Linked DNA regions of Homo sapiens: regions 1 and 2 are each linked to region 3. The links are chromatin contacts, found by Hi-C or POLR2A ChIA-PET in ENCODE. All regions are on one chromosome and are shown on one strand. The core of a region is the stretch at or near the end of the contact, and the rest is flanking DNA. Distances in the headings are between cores, read along the strand shown. Region 1 holds the start of FBRS (fibrosin). Region 2 holds the start of SRCAP (Snf2 related CREBBP activator protein). Region 3 holds the start of STX4 (syntaxin 4).

What was found. A loop is a pair of places that touch in the nucleus more often than their neighbours do. ChIA-PET counts read pairs that join two places held with the same protein, here RNA polymerase II (POLR2A). Pooled maps may share reads with other maps.
Region 1: a map of CD8-positive, alpha-beta T cell shows a loop between it and region 3 (22-fold over the local background). The contact joins the promoter of FBRS here to the promoter of STX4 in region 3. A Hi-C loop is called at or near these places in 3 of 168 maps with a recorded cell type or tissue (B cell, CD8-positive, alpha-beta T cell and PC-9), 8 of 37 single-sample maps with no recorded cell type and 13 of 50 pooled maps. POLR2A ChIA-PET finds 5 or more read pairs at or near these places in 1 of 52 experiments (Panc1).
Region 2: a map of CD4-positive, alpha-beta memory T cell shows a loop between it and region 3 (21-fold over the local background). The contact joins the promoter of SRCAP here to the promoter of STX4 in region 3. A Hi-C loop is called at or near these places in 1 of 168 maps with a recorded cell type or tissue (CD4-positive, alpha-beta memory T cell), 5 of 37 single-sample maps with no recorded cell type and 15 of 50 pooled maps. POLR2A ChIA-PET finds 5 or more read pairs at or near these places in 1 of 52 experiments (activated CD8-positive, alpha-beta memory T cell).

What each region holds. Positions count from the first base shown.
Region 1 is chr16:30,656,021-30,660,440 of GRCh38, forward strand. FBRS (fibrosin) reads left to right here and starts at 2,411. Exons shown (of 18, transcript NM_001105079.3): 1 at 2,411-3,957; 2 at 4,243-4,420. The coding sequence starts at 3,499. PRR14 (proline rich 14) reads left to right here. Exons shown (of 12, transcript NM_024031.5): 12 at 12-393. The coding sequence ends at 291. RefSeq lists silencers at 1,827-2,086, 2,117-2,196, 2,247-2,426, 3,247-3,476, 3,547-3,596 and an enhancer at 2,677-3,126.
Region 2 is chr16:30,696,322-30,700,559 of GRCh38, forward strand. It overlaps SRCAP (Snf2 related CREBBP activator protein), which reads left to right and starts at 2,850. Exons shown (of 34, transcript NM_006662.3): 1 at 2,850-2,921; 2 at 3,587-3,660. LOC730183 (a long non-coding RNA gene) reads right to left here and starts at 2,739. Exons shown (of 2, transcript NR_144637.2): 1 at 2,560-2,739; 2 at 1,386-1,610. RefSeq lists enhancers at 1,661-1,750, 1,781-1,970, 2,627-2,921 and silencers at 2,091-2,500, 2,641-2,870.
Region 3 is chr16:31,031,447-31,036,136 of GRCh38, forward strand. STX4 (syntaxin 4) reads left to right here and starts at 2,112. Exons shown (of 11, transcript NM_004604.5): 1 at 2,112-2,389; 2 at 2,567-2,668; 3 at 2,780-2,879; 4 at 3,016-3,090; 5 at 3,524-3,594. The coding sequence starts at 2,360. RefSeq lists enhancers at 1,436-1,947, 2,460-2,970.

The DNA of each region.
Region 1 (4,420 bases), core at 1,161-3,660, 380 kb before region 3:
GCCTTGTTCAGGACCTTTGAGACCATCTTTGAGGAACCCCGGGAGCGCAATGGGACTCTGATTTTCACCAGCTCAAGGAAGCTCCGGCGGGCTGTGGAATTTCGGGACAGCAGCCTTCCTCGATCACGAAGACCGTCCCGTGGGGTCCGGGCTGCAGGGGGCAGGACTGTTCCTCCCAATGTGGCCCCCAGCCCTGATGTGGGCCCCCTGCTCCAGCAGCGGCTGGAGGAGCTAGATGCCTTGCTCCTGGAGGAAGAAACAGTAGATCGGGAGCAGCCCCACTGGACCTAGGTGCCCCATCTGTTGGTCATCCATCCTGAAGGGACAGGAAACCTCCCAGGCAGTTATTTTTTTTTCTCTATATTTCTAGTAAAGTTTTCGATATGTTTCTGATTCTTTTGTATCTCTAGCTGAGTTTAAGATTGATTTGGCTGATGTTTCTACGTTGACCCCCAAAGGTCTGGGAACTGGGGCTGGTGCTAGAGATGGTGACAGGGGTTGGGTACAGAGTACAGGGAGGGGGTGAAGTGGTCACTTGAGATAGATAGATAGATAGATAGATAGATAGATAGATAGATAGATGATAGATATAGATGGAGTTCCGCTCATGTCACTCAGGCTGGAGTACAATGGCACGATCTTGGCTCACTGCAACCTCTGTCTCCCTCATTCAAGCGATTCTCCTGCCTCAGCCTCCCAAGTATCTGGGATTACAGGCGTGCGCTACCACACCCGCTAATTTTTGTATTTTTAGTAGAAACTGGGCTTCACCATGTTGGCCAGGATGGTCTTGAACATCTGACCTCAGGAAATCCGCCTGCTTTGGCCTCCCTAAGTGCTGGGATTACAGGCATGAGCCACCATGCCCGGCCTAGAGATACTCTCTTGCTTAGAGGATTCTCCTGTGTGGAGGGACACTTCTGAATCAGTGCCAGATGATACTGTGACCCTAGACCGTGGTCTGGGTTCTCCCAATTCATTTATATCAAGGAGACTGAAAGGCCTATAGTGGGTCAAGGCCTTGAAGATCAAGATGGCCCTGAATTCCTGCTAACATGCAGGCCAGGACCTGCTGCTGGATTCAAGAGCTACGGCTAGGCCAGGTGCGGTGGCTTACGCCTGTAATCCCAGCGCTTTGGGAGGCCGAGGCAGGTGGATCACAGGAGCCTAGGAGTTCGAGACCAGCTTGGCCAACATGGTGAAACCCCGTCTCCACTAAAAATACAAATATTAGCTGGGTGTCTTGGTGTGTACCTGTAATCCCAGCTACTCAGGAGGCTGAGCCAGGAGAATTCACTTGAACCCGAGAGGCAGAGGTTGTAATGAGCTGAGATCGCACCACTGCACTCCAGCTTAGGGAACACAGCCAGACTCTGTCCCCCCCAAAAAAACAAAACAAAACAAAGAGCTAAGAGTAATGGGCCATAATGAAGCACTCACGACGACTGTCATAGGTGCTTGACCTGCACATGTCCCTGCGACAGGGAATTAGTCATTTTATGGACGAGAAAGCAAGGCAGGCATGTCAGCGCGCTGTCCACTTTTAAAACGGTAACCCGGGCAACCGAAGGCCAGAAATGGCTGTCTCTTTTTTTTTAAGCCAGTCACATTGAGCAGTGGGGTGCATCTTTCATAACTGAGAGGCATCACAGGGCAGTGGCTGACATAGACGTGGCTAGGAGACTACCAGCCCGTCTGTGCGCGCATTCCTTTCCGTCCCAGTAAAATGGGGCTGACAGCATCTCCTTCATGGAATTATTACCAAACGCAGTCACAAACGCGGAGAAGCGCTCATGCAGGTGCAAGGCGTTTTCGAATTGCTAGCACTCGGGACCGCTGCCAGCAGCCGCGCCTGGAAGGGACGCGGCTGCCTGTTAGTGCGGCCGGCGCAGGCGCAGGCACAGCACGCGGCCGCTCGGGCCACCCCGGGCCGCGGAACGACTCGCAAGCAGCCAGCCTGACGGCGGCGCCGCCACGCGCGTGCGCGAGACGCCAGGCTGTCTGTGGGCCGCGCCGAGCGGCGGAAAGGCGGCGATGACTTAACTGGCTGTGGAACGGAACCTCTTGCAGCCGCGCGCCCCCCGGCGGCCAACCGCCCCCAACGCCTCAGGCCCCGCGTCTCCGCCCCTCGCCTCGACGCCATCAGGAGACCGGCCAATAAACAAACAGCAGGAAGAGGCGGGGCCCTGTAGTAACCGCCCCAAACACCTACTTCTAACCAGTCGAGTCACAAGACTGGGGGGAAGGGCGGAGCCAATCCGACGTAACCCAATCCAAGATTTGAGGGCGGTTACATGCACCCACTCCCTCGGGTTTGGCTCCGCCCCTCACCTTGACGTAGCCCTCCCAGCCTATCAACGACTGCGCCCGTTGGGGGTGAGGGGAAGGGGGCGGAGCGTGGGAGGAGGCCGAGAGAGGAAGGAGGCGTAGGCTGAGGAGGAAGAGGGAGGAGGGGTAGGGAAGTCCTGGCGGAGAAGCGCCCTAAGACTCCAAAGGAGACAACAGGAGTTTGTGCTGGAGCTCCCCCGCTGCCCATCGGCCGTTCCGGATCCCCTAAGGCCCAAGTCGGACAGAGACGGAGGAAAGGAGGAAGAGACTTTTATGTCGGCGGACAGGGGAGCTGTACCCGTCACCGTTGCCTCACATCCGGGGCTTTGGAGGGCTGGCCTCGCTGCCCCGCCCCGCCTCGCGCCTTTCATGGCGACCGGAGGCGGAGGCTGGAGGAGCTGGGCCCGGAGGAGGCCCCTTTAAATCTCCTTAAAGGGGTGGCCACTGAACTCGGCGGACTGCAACGCCAGCCTTAAAGGGGAAGCCGCCGAGCAGACGCTGACAAATTGAGAACTGTGCCGTTGGGAGAACTGGGGCGAGTGGGGTTTTTCTTTACGTCCTCCTCCCCCACACACAAGAAGTCTTTTAAATTCAACTTAAAGGGGAAGTGGCCGCTTGTGGAGGACTAGAAACTAACTCCGAGCCCTTAAAGGGACGGCCTGCTGTTAGAAGGACCCTGGACTCCTTAAAGGGGTGGCCTCTTTGAGCCGGAGGACTTGAGACACTTTTAAAGGGGAGGTCTGCGTTTCGGGGCGAGCTTTCGGCCCCTTTTAAAGGGGTGGCCCTTCCTCTTCCTCGGGGAGACTTGCATCGACCCCTGGCAGGGGGTGGCCACCGCACTAGGCCGCCGGACACTGTCGGGTCGTCTTAAAGGGGCCGGGAGCTGGACAACTTGGGGCCTCGCCTTAAAGGGACGGCCGCCCCGTTTTCGCCGTCGCGGCCCCGCCGAGCCCGCAGGGGGGGCCCTCGGGCTTGTCGCCCCGGGGGCGGCGCCGGCTCCCCGGGCCGTGGCCTTGGGGCAAGCTCGGGGCCAGCAGATCCGGCTTTAAAGGAGAAGCCGTGGCCCTCTCGTCACTGTGCAGCCGCCAGCGCCGCGCCTGCGACCCCGGGCCTGCGGACAGGCCGCTTCGGGCCCCGCCGCCTCCGGATGCGGCGCTGAGGGCGGTCGCCATGGAGACGGCAGCGGCCGCGGCCCCGGGTCCGGGCTGGGCAGCAGAGGGGGAGCGCCGACGGCGGCGCTGCTCGCGCCGAGACCGAGACCGGGAGCAGCGGCGCCGCCGAGGTCCAGGCGGCGACGCGCCCCGGGCCCTGTTGGCCGCCCCGCGCGGCTCCTCGTCCTCGTCGTCGCCGCCGCCGCCCGCCAGGCCTTGGTCGTCAGCTTCGTCTGGAGAGCGGCCTGGGGGCCCGAGACGCCGGCGGCCCCGTCCGAGACCTCGACCCCCGCGACCCCGAGCTCGGAAGCGGCCTGCCGGCTCGGGCAGCCGCGGGGAGGAAGAGGAGGAGGAGGAGGAGGAGGGGGGCGCAGACGACGGCGAAGCCGAGGAGGAGCCTGAGGAGGAGGAAGAGGAGGAGGAGGACTTGATCGATGGCTTCGCCATCGCCAGCTTCGCCACCCTCGAGGCCTTGCAGGTGGGGCCTAATGGGGCTAGGAGACTTTGGGGGTTTCCGAGGGGCAGCAAGGAGGGGGCAGTGCCCCTAGTGGGTGGAGTTGAGGGGGGAATGCTGGCACCCCAAACCAGAGCAACCGGCTCCTCTGGCCAGGCCTCTGCCCCGCCCTGGGGTGGGAGGAGGTAGAGCTCGTCTCTGGGGACCCGGTTTCCCGGCCCGAGGGGTACTTCGGCAACCTGGTCACCCCTAGAGGGGTTGGGAGCTTGCCCTTTTCCATCTATCTCAGCCCCACCTCCTCCTCCACAGAAGGATGCATCTCTTCAGCCCCCAGAGCGACTGGAACATCGGCTGAAGCATTCTGGGAAGCGGAAAAGGGGGGGCTCCAGTGGGGCCACCGGGGAGCCAGGGGACAGCTCTGATCGAGAGCCTGGCCGGCCCCCTGGGGATCGGGCCCGAAAATGGCCCAATAAGCGGAGAAGAAAAG
Region 2 (4,238 bases), core at 1,600-4,099, 330 kb before region 3:
ACTGGGAGGCGGAGCTTGCAGTGAGCCGAGATTGAGCCACTGAACTCCAGCCTGGGGGACAGAGCAAGACTCCGTCTCAAAAAAAAAAAAAAAAAAAAAAAAGAAACCCCGGCTCTATTAAAAATACAAAAATTAGTTGGGCATGGTGGCCAGTGCCTGTAATCCCAGCTACTTGGGAGGCTGAGGCATAAGAATTGCTTGAACCCGGGAGGCAGAGGTTGCAGTGAGCAGAGATCGTGACACTGCACTCCAGCTTGGGGTAAAGAGCGAGACTCTGTCTCTAAAAACAAAAAACGAAAAACAAAAAACAAACTATATAAAGCAGCTGGGGGCGGTGGCTCACACCTGTAGTCACAGCACTTTGGGAGGCTAAGGTAGGTGGATCACCTGAGGTCAGGAGTTTGAGAGCAGCCTGGGCAACATGGTGAAACCCTGTCTCTACCAAAAATACAAAAATTAGCTGAGTGTGGTGGTGCACACCTGTAATCCCAGCTACTTGGGAGGGTGAGCCATGAGAATTGCTTGAGCCCGGGAGACAGAGGCTGCAGGGAGCCAAGATTGTGCCATTGCACTCCGGCCTGGGTGACAGAGCAAGACTATCTCAACAAATGAATACATAAATAAATACTATGTAAAGCACATCAGAAAGCTAACCTTGACCTTAAGATCATGGGTGTGAAACACTGAACTATAGTGAAATATACTCCACATTTAGGTAGTCCTTTAGAGCTTTTTTATTTTTTCATAATTTTAAAATTTTTAATTTACTGTAGAGACGACGTCTCACTATGTTACCCAGGCTGGTCTTGAGCTCCTGGCCTCAAGTGATCCTCCTGCCTTGGCCTCCCAAAGTGCTGGGGTTACAGGTGTGAGCCACCGCACCTGGCCCTTTAGATCTTTCAAAGCAATTTTACATCAGCAATTCTATCCTCACTTTACAGAGGAAACTGAAGCTCAGAAAGGTGAAGTTAATTGCTCAAGGTCACATAGCAAGGAGTTAATGGCACAAGGCTAGGTCCAATTCAGGCTCTGGCCTGGGATCCCCTCTTCTGGGGGTGATGGGAGGAGGGTCTAGAAAAGATGGGCATCATCCACTTTTCTTTCAACCCAAACTTCATCTGTAAAATGGGACCAACAATCCTCTTCGCAGGGAAGAGCTAAACTGAATGGAGGAAGGGGAGCTTCATCAGGGCTTCCTAACCTGGCCTCTTAGCGGGGGCTTTAGGTGGTAAAATTTTATGACAGCGAGTGCATTCTTGTGGCTTAGACTGCTTGGCTAGGAATCTTGACTTCAGGATCTGTCACTGTGTTTTAACGCCTGAGCCTCAATTCGTTTGTAAAATGGAGCAGTTAGGATTAAAAGAAATAATCAAGGCACCAAGTAGTGTCAGTAGAAGGTAGCTGTTATTTATTGTTCTATTCTGGGGTAAAGGTATCAGATTCTCAAAGGGATTCTTAATCTAGAAAGTTTGCGAAGAGATGGCAAAGGTGTTTGAAAGCTATCAGGAAACCATCCTCGCGTAAAACGAAGCAGCGCTACAGAAGTGGGCTGCCATGGGAATCGGGAGGCCCAGGTTCCACTGCTAACTTGCTGCAGCTTACTGGGTGATCTGTAAATAAAAAGGGAGGTGGCGGTGGTCCGAGCTGGCAGCCGCAATGCAGCCCCAGGTAGATCTAGGGGCAAACGGTAAAGGCGCTCCGAGGAAGGGCGAGCGCGCAGCCTCTGGGAGACTACACCTCCCAGGCTGCCTTGCGCACCGTGCTGCACCCTACGCTAGCACGCGAGCCTCCCCGTTCCCCCACCCTCCAGTTACTGTCTCTCGCGAGAAGACGGGCCGCGCCGGCGATAGCGATTCCGAGCGAGTGGTGGTGGTAGTGGTGGTGGTGGCGGCCGAGACGGCGGCGGCCATTTTGGTGAGGCCTCGGGAGCGGCAGCGGCGGTTCGCTGGGAGTAGCGTCTGCCCTTTTTCCCACCCACCGTCCGCATCTGTGTGCTGCGCGAAGAGGCAGTGGAGGCAAGGCGGTGGCAGTAGCCGCAGTCTCCAGGGGAGTTTAAAGGCCGCGAAGGCGGTGGCCAAGAGGGGGCCCTCCCCCCTCCTAGGCGGGAGGGGGGGTGGTGCGCACGCCCCCGAGGACGCAGGTAAGGAGAGGGAGACAAGATGGCGAACGCCCCACAGTTCCCCCTCCCATGACGGCTGACTGCGCGCGCATCTTTCCGCCACCGCCTCCCCCCCACCTTCCCGGGGTGCTGCGCGCGCACCCTCAGCCGGGGCCCCGGGGCCGGTGCGCGAGGCTGTCGGCGCGCGCCCATAGAGACAGACTGAGGGGGTCAGGCCGGCCGGCGCTGGGCCCCGGCGTGTCTCCTCTCCCTTCCCGCCCTTCTGCGCACGCGTGCCTGAGCGAGCGAGCGAGCGAGCGAGCCCTGAGAGGACGGACCCAGGTGCGCTCCTGCCCGCCCACCAACCCAGTCACCCCTCAGGGGCGCGCGGGAAGAGGAAGGGGGGCGTGGGACGAGTAGTCGGGGCGCGCGCCCACCACATCTAGCCGGGGGACCAGGACCTGGTGGCACGAACCCTCCCTTCTCTCAGCCTTTCGCGGTCGGGTGATGGGGGGGCTCCCTGACGGGCTTGGATGACGAGCTTCCCAGCCCCGCGACCCTTGTGTGCGTGGGCTCGGGTTCTGGCGGGAGCCCCTGGGCCGTGCGCGCAGCCGGCTCGCTCCGCCTCCAGCCGCGCACGCGCGGGCCCCTCCCCCGCCCGGCGCGCACGTTGGGTGGGGTGGGAGTCTGGAGGGGGCGGGGCTATCTCAGGGCTAGTGGCAACTTGGGCAGAGGTCAGGGGTCACGCGAGGTCAGTCCGTCGGGAGGGCTAGGGAGATGGTCACGAAACCTGAAGTCAAGAGTTAAGGCTTGTTGGCTTCTGGTGAGCTCGGGTCTTGGGAACGTGTGGCGGAGTAGGGAGTGAATCAAAGCCGGCACTGTGGTTTAGGAATTTCCTTAAACACTGGGGAAGCATTTCCGGGCCTCCTGCGGGTTCACACTGCCTGTTTCCGGCGCGTGGTTCTTGGCAGTGCGGCCTCTCGCTTTTGACTGCTCCTGAGTCTCCTTTTGCTGTGGTTCTTGTATTTGGGGAAGTGTCTCAAGGCGCAGGTATGGGATATACAGCGCCCTGCCCTGAATCCTGGGCGGATTTTCCTGTGACCAGCCTGTTTGTTGACTCTTCCCGGGAGTTCCACTCTCACTTCTGCGTTCAGCCCTCACTGGAAAGGCCCGCAGGCAGGTAGCACCTTTCTGAGGTTCTGGATGTGACAGCTTTTTTTTGCTGTATTTTTTTTTTGTCTTCCATTCTGTGGTTGGAGCCTTTACACTTAAAATTTTTGAACTTTCTTTCTTCACTCCTTTCCTGCTCCTGCCCCCAGGCAGGATCGTATGTCCCTCCGGAATTCACAAAACATGATTTGCATTTCCCTGAAATGTGAGATTTTCCTACTACTGTAGTTTTTCTGTTTCTAGTCTTTTAACTGATTTGGGTATATTTAAACGTCTCAAAAAACTGGAGTAAATAATACGCTTTGATGGATGTTTCAGGTGTGATTCCCTTCAGTACGGCGGCACCGTGGAAGTGCAGACTTTCACAGGGGGTGTGGTCTCAGCTCACACAGGTGAGGGATCTGCTACCATTTTGTGTGCTGATGCTAATGGGAGAAATGTTTGAGATAAAGCAATTATAGGTCCGTATTGGGGATTTTCACTCTAGAGAAGCATGGGAATGTTTGCATGTGATTTTTCTGTAGAGGGTTTGATTATAGTACAACAACAGAACTGAGGCTGTGGGTTGAGGAAAACGTGGTCAACCTGGCTCTACCAGGAAGAGTAGCAGGTTTTCCTTGGTTTTGGCATCAGACTGTGGATTGAAGCCCTCCTATCACTTTTTTACTGTGTAACCTTCCGCAAATCATAAGGTCTTAACTTCGTAACTTACAAAACAGATTATATTAGAATGTAAGCTACATTTAGGTCGGGAATCCTTTCTGCATGGCTATATCCGTTGTGTGTAGGAGGAAGTCAATATTTGTTATGCTGTGAAAAGCACTTGGTTTTTAAGGTAGGTGTGAGGATTATAGAACACATCAAACAGGTACTAAAAGTATCTTATACATAGTAAGTGCTCAAGAAATGTAACCTGTAATTTCTGTGTTTCTCTTTATTCAGTGTTATTTCTGGTTTTTTAAAAATACTT
Region 3 (4,690 bases), core at 862-3,361:
ACACCACTGGGCAGGGCTTGGCCTCCGGAAAAACCCTGCATTCCCTCTGTGGGTTCATCAGGGCACCACTCTCCTACTAGCTGGGTTTTTTTTTTTTGTTTTGTTTTGTTTTTGAGACAGAGTCTTACTCTGTCACCTAGGCTGGAGTGCAATGGCGTGATCTCAGCTCACTGTAACCTCCACCTCCCATGTTCAAGCAATCCTCCTGTCTCAGCCTCCCAAGTAGCTGGGATTACAGGCACCTGCCATCATGCCTGGCTAATTTTTGTATGTTTGTAGAGACAGGGTTTCGCCATGTTGGCCAGGCTGGTCTCCAACTCCTGGCCTCAGGTGATCTGCCTGCCTCAGCCTCCCAAAGTGCTGGGATTACAGGCATGAGCCACCACACCCTGCCTGAGCTGGGTTTTAACAGGAAGAGGAGAAGAGCCAAAACTCCTCACATAGAATCACACAGCACTTGACAGTTTCCAACCTCATCATCACTGAAGTTTAGAGCAGCCGATACCCATAAAGATGATCTCCCCATCCCCCTACAGTTACCCACTGTGCAGAGGGAGATCCACACTTAGAGACAGGAAGCGATTTCCAGAAGTCCATAGCAACTCAGTCCCAGGAATCTAGGTTTCCTGACCAGGGCATAGCAGAAAGGGTCCATTCCTTTCCTTGCTTGTACCTTCACAGAAGCTTCCTGGACAGAGCCCTGGGGTCCAGGAGACCTGTTATTCATTCCCGGCTATGCTGAGACTTGCTGAGTGACCTTGGGGACTCCTTCTAGAGAATATAAGTTCCACGAGTGCAGGAATTTTTGTCTATTAGTCCTTGATGTATCTCCAGCCCTAGAACAGTGTTTGGCCCATACTATGTGCCCAAAAAATATCCATTAAATGACTGAATGTTGCTGTGCATGGTGGTGCATGCCTGTAATCCCAGCACTTTGGGAAGCTGAGGCAGAAGGATTGCTTAAGCCCAGGAGTTAGAGACCAGCTTGGACAACATAGTGAGACCGCATCTCGTAAAAATTTTTAAAAATAAAAAATGAGTGAATATCTAGATAGCCAGGATTAGAGAAGTGTCACAGTCAGAAAGCCTGAAGCCTAAAGAAGACCAAGGAACCAGGGGCTTTATCCTCAGATACATGAAAGCCTGAAATTCTGTCCACAAGTATTTATAGAGGGCCCGTAATGTTCTTGGTACTGGGCTAGGAACTCCCCAGATTCAGTTAAGAACAAAGTCATTACCTGGCCTCAGATGCAAGGCAGGGGCTGGGGGGTGTGAGTGGCAGGGAGGCAGCGTGATCAATACAAACACTTTTCTTAGCCTGAGCTGCCCTGACATGGTCTGACGGCTCACAAGGTGGTGAGTGCAGCCGGGCTGCAGTGTTCAAGGAGGGCGCCGGCTGGCCGCCCACCTGTCAGAGGCTGCGCCAGAAGGATGCGGAAGAAGAGATTTCTGCCTTGGCTGAGGTCACTTCCCACCCCCAGATTCCCTGCCCACACAACCCTGCAATTTTCTGACGCTGACGACTCGGATCCTATTATTTCCCGATTTTCAAGGTCCCATGATGCTGACAGCCCCAAATGCTAAGTCGTCAGTCCGCCCACGCCCTGGACCCGAAAGCAATAAAGGCGAGGTCAGCAAGGGTCCTACCACCCACTGCCTCGAAAGGCCTCTGGGGGTGGTCGGCGCGCCCCTCCCCACCTCGCGGGGGCCGTGTGGGCGTCGCTCGGTCGTTGGGGTGCCGGGGACGTCGTGATGAGAACGGCGTCCCAGAGACGGCGGTGACAGAGCCGGGACACGTGACAGTCACAGGGTCACATTCTGCGGTCCACGAGTTTGGGACCGGGCTGGTCACGTGACGCGGTGGGGGCACCATGGGGTGATGTGAGATGCGGGTGTCTCGGATTACGTACAAATGACGTATTCCTACCCCTTTTGGCAACCAGATTTCCGTTGGAAGATGCAACGGTTCCGGTGACGGTAGCAAGTTCTCGCGTCCAGGCATCTCCGCTTCCGCTCGGGGCGCAACAACTTCCGACTCCACCTTCCCAGCCTCGGGCAAGGAAGAGACGCGACCATGTGCGCATGCCCCGAATTTATCACGGAGGGGCGGGGCTGAGGCTGCGGGAGCTGGAGCGGGGAAGAAAAGGGAATTCCAACCTGTGGAACCTTGGGGGGTCCCCGGGGTCGGCGCCTTCCCATTGACTGTGGGCGGTGCAAGGGACGGAGCCTCTGGCGGCTCGTGGGGGTGTTGGGGTCCGCAGGGGGAGGGAGGGGAGTGTCAGAGTGTGAGCGGGGTACGGGAATTCCAAATTTGAGGGCCTCCCGGCTCTGGCGCCGGGGAGGGAGAGCTCAGGCCGCCATGCGGGACAGGACCCACGAGCTGAGACAGGTGAGACGCCAGGGCAGCGGGGATGGGGACGGGCGGACGAACTGGAACGCAGGACTTCTGGTCTTCGGGATAGGGAGGGGTGGCTGATGGCCAGGAAGGAAAGTCCCGGAAGCCTGTGGGTCCTGCGGGGTAAGAGCCGCAGCGAAACGGTGGTGCCAATGACTCCGGGCCTGGCAGGGGGATGACAGCTCGGACGAAGAGGACAAGGAGCGGGTCGCGCTGGTGGTGCACCCGGGCACGGCACGGCTGGGGAGCCCGGACGAGGAGTTCTTCCACAAGGTAAGGGGCTGGGGTCTCCGCCTGGATTCGCGAGGGTGTAGGAGGACCCGAGGAGTAGCGTGGTCTGGAGTACCCCATATCTCTTTCAGCCCTCTCGGTCACCCTCCCCAGGTCCGGACAATTCGGCAGACTATTGTCAAACTGGGGAATAAAGTCCAGGAGTTGGAGAAACAGCAGGTCACCATCCTGGCCACGCCCCTTCCCGAGGAGAGTGAGTGAAACCCCGGCTGCAGGGCGCATGCTCCGCCCCAGGGATTGTGGGGGTTGTAGTTCCACGCAGGTGGTGGCCAGAGTGGTTTGTTGAGGTGGGGGCTGCTGTTTGGGAGTCTTGGCCTTCTCTTATTCAGGCATGAAGCAGGAGCTGCAGAACCTGCGCGATGAGATCAAACAGCTGGGGAGGGAGATCCGCCTGCAGCTGAAGGGTGAGCTCCTGGGACCTCAGACAGATCCTTCCCTCTGATCCTGCCCTGTTGTTGGTATATCTGGGGAGTGTGTGGCCCAGAGAAGCCAGTGATATATCCAGGTCACACAGCAGGCCTGGGTCTAGCATCTGTCTCCTGGCCTCCAGGCCATTGTACTCTCCACAGCACAAGTCCGCCTCTCAGGTTCTTTTATTTACAATGAAACCATTTACTTACACAGTTATCGCTGCCCACTGGGCATTCTTTGGGCAGGGAGATGGAGTTTTGTTAGGTGGCCTCTGCATACCTATGGGAACTCAGTGATGTAATGCAAAGAAAAATAAACTTACTTTCTCCTCTTAGAGGCTCAGCCTTAGTCATTTTATGATAAATTATATTTCCCTAAAAATCCTATGGAGACAAGTACCCCCAATACCCCTGTGTCTTCCCACAGCCATAGAGCCCCAGAAGGAGGAAGCTGATGAGAACTATAACTCCGTCAACACAAGAATGAGAAAAACCCAGGTGGGTTTTTTTTCTCAGAAATGAGGACATTTCAGCAAATGTTTCATGAAGTATTAGATGACAGGTGTATGAAGGAAGGGCCTGCAGAGATCATGGAGTCCAATTGGATGACTTTTCCAAATGGGGAAACTGAGCTCAGAGAGAGAAAGAACTTGCTCAAGGTCAGGAAGCCAGGTCTCCTGATGCTCAGTCCGGTTATAACACCCTGCTTTATTTTCTTCCATTCAATAGGAAGTTACTGTGACCCCAGACAAGACCTAGTCTTGGCTGTGGGACACATGTTTTCTTTTCTTTTTTTGCCTCAGCCTCCTGAATAGCTGGGATTACAGGCGGACACCCCCATGCCCAGCTAATTTTTGTAGTTTTAGTAGAGACTGGGCTTCACCATGTTGGCCAGGCTGGTTTCGAACTCCTGACCTCAGGTGACCCTCCTGCCTCGGCCTCCCAAAGTGCTGAATTACAGGCGTGAGCCACCATGCCCAGCTGGGACACATGTTTTCTGGGAGTCAAGATGAGGAGTTAGGGTTCAATAGGGGATAAAGACATTACTCACGTGGGACCTGGTGGCTAACGGCGCTGCCCAGGGAAGGAGAGTGAGAAGTCATAAATGACTGGCAGGTTTCCTATCTATGTGACAGGGACATCCTTAGTCCCACAGGTGGAATTCAAGAAGTCAGGAAGAGGAACTTCCTTGGGGCAACACTGAAGAGGAACTCCCCTGGTGTGATATCTTATTTTTTTAATTATTATTATTTTTTTGAGATGGAGTCTCACTCTGTCCCTCAGGCTGGAGTACAGTGGCACAATCTTGGCTCACTGCAACCTCCACCTCCTTCAAGCGATTCTCCTGCCTCAGCCTCACGAGTAGCTGGGATTACAGGTGTGCACCACCACACCTGGCTAATTTTTTATATTTTTGGTAGAAATGAGGTTTCACCTTGTTGGCCAGGCTGGTCTCGAACTCCTGATCTCAACTGATCCACCTGCTTTGGCCTCGCAAAGTGCTATGATTATAGGCATGAGCCACCGCGCGCGGCCCCTGGGGTGATATCTTAGTAAGGAGATTTGCAGTGATCTGACTGGCCCTCTCTGGGTC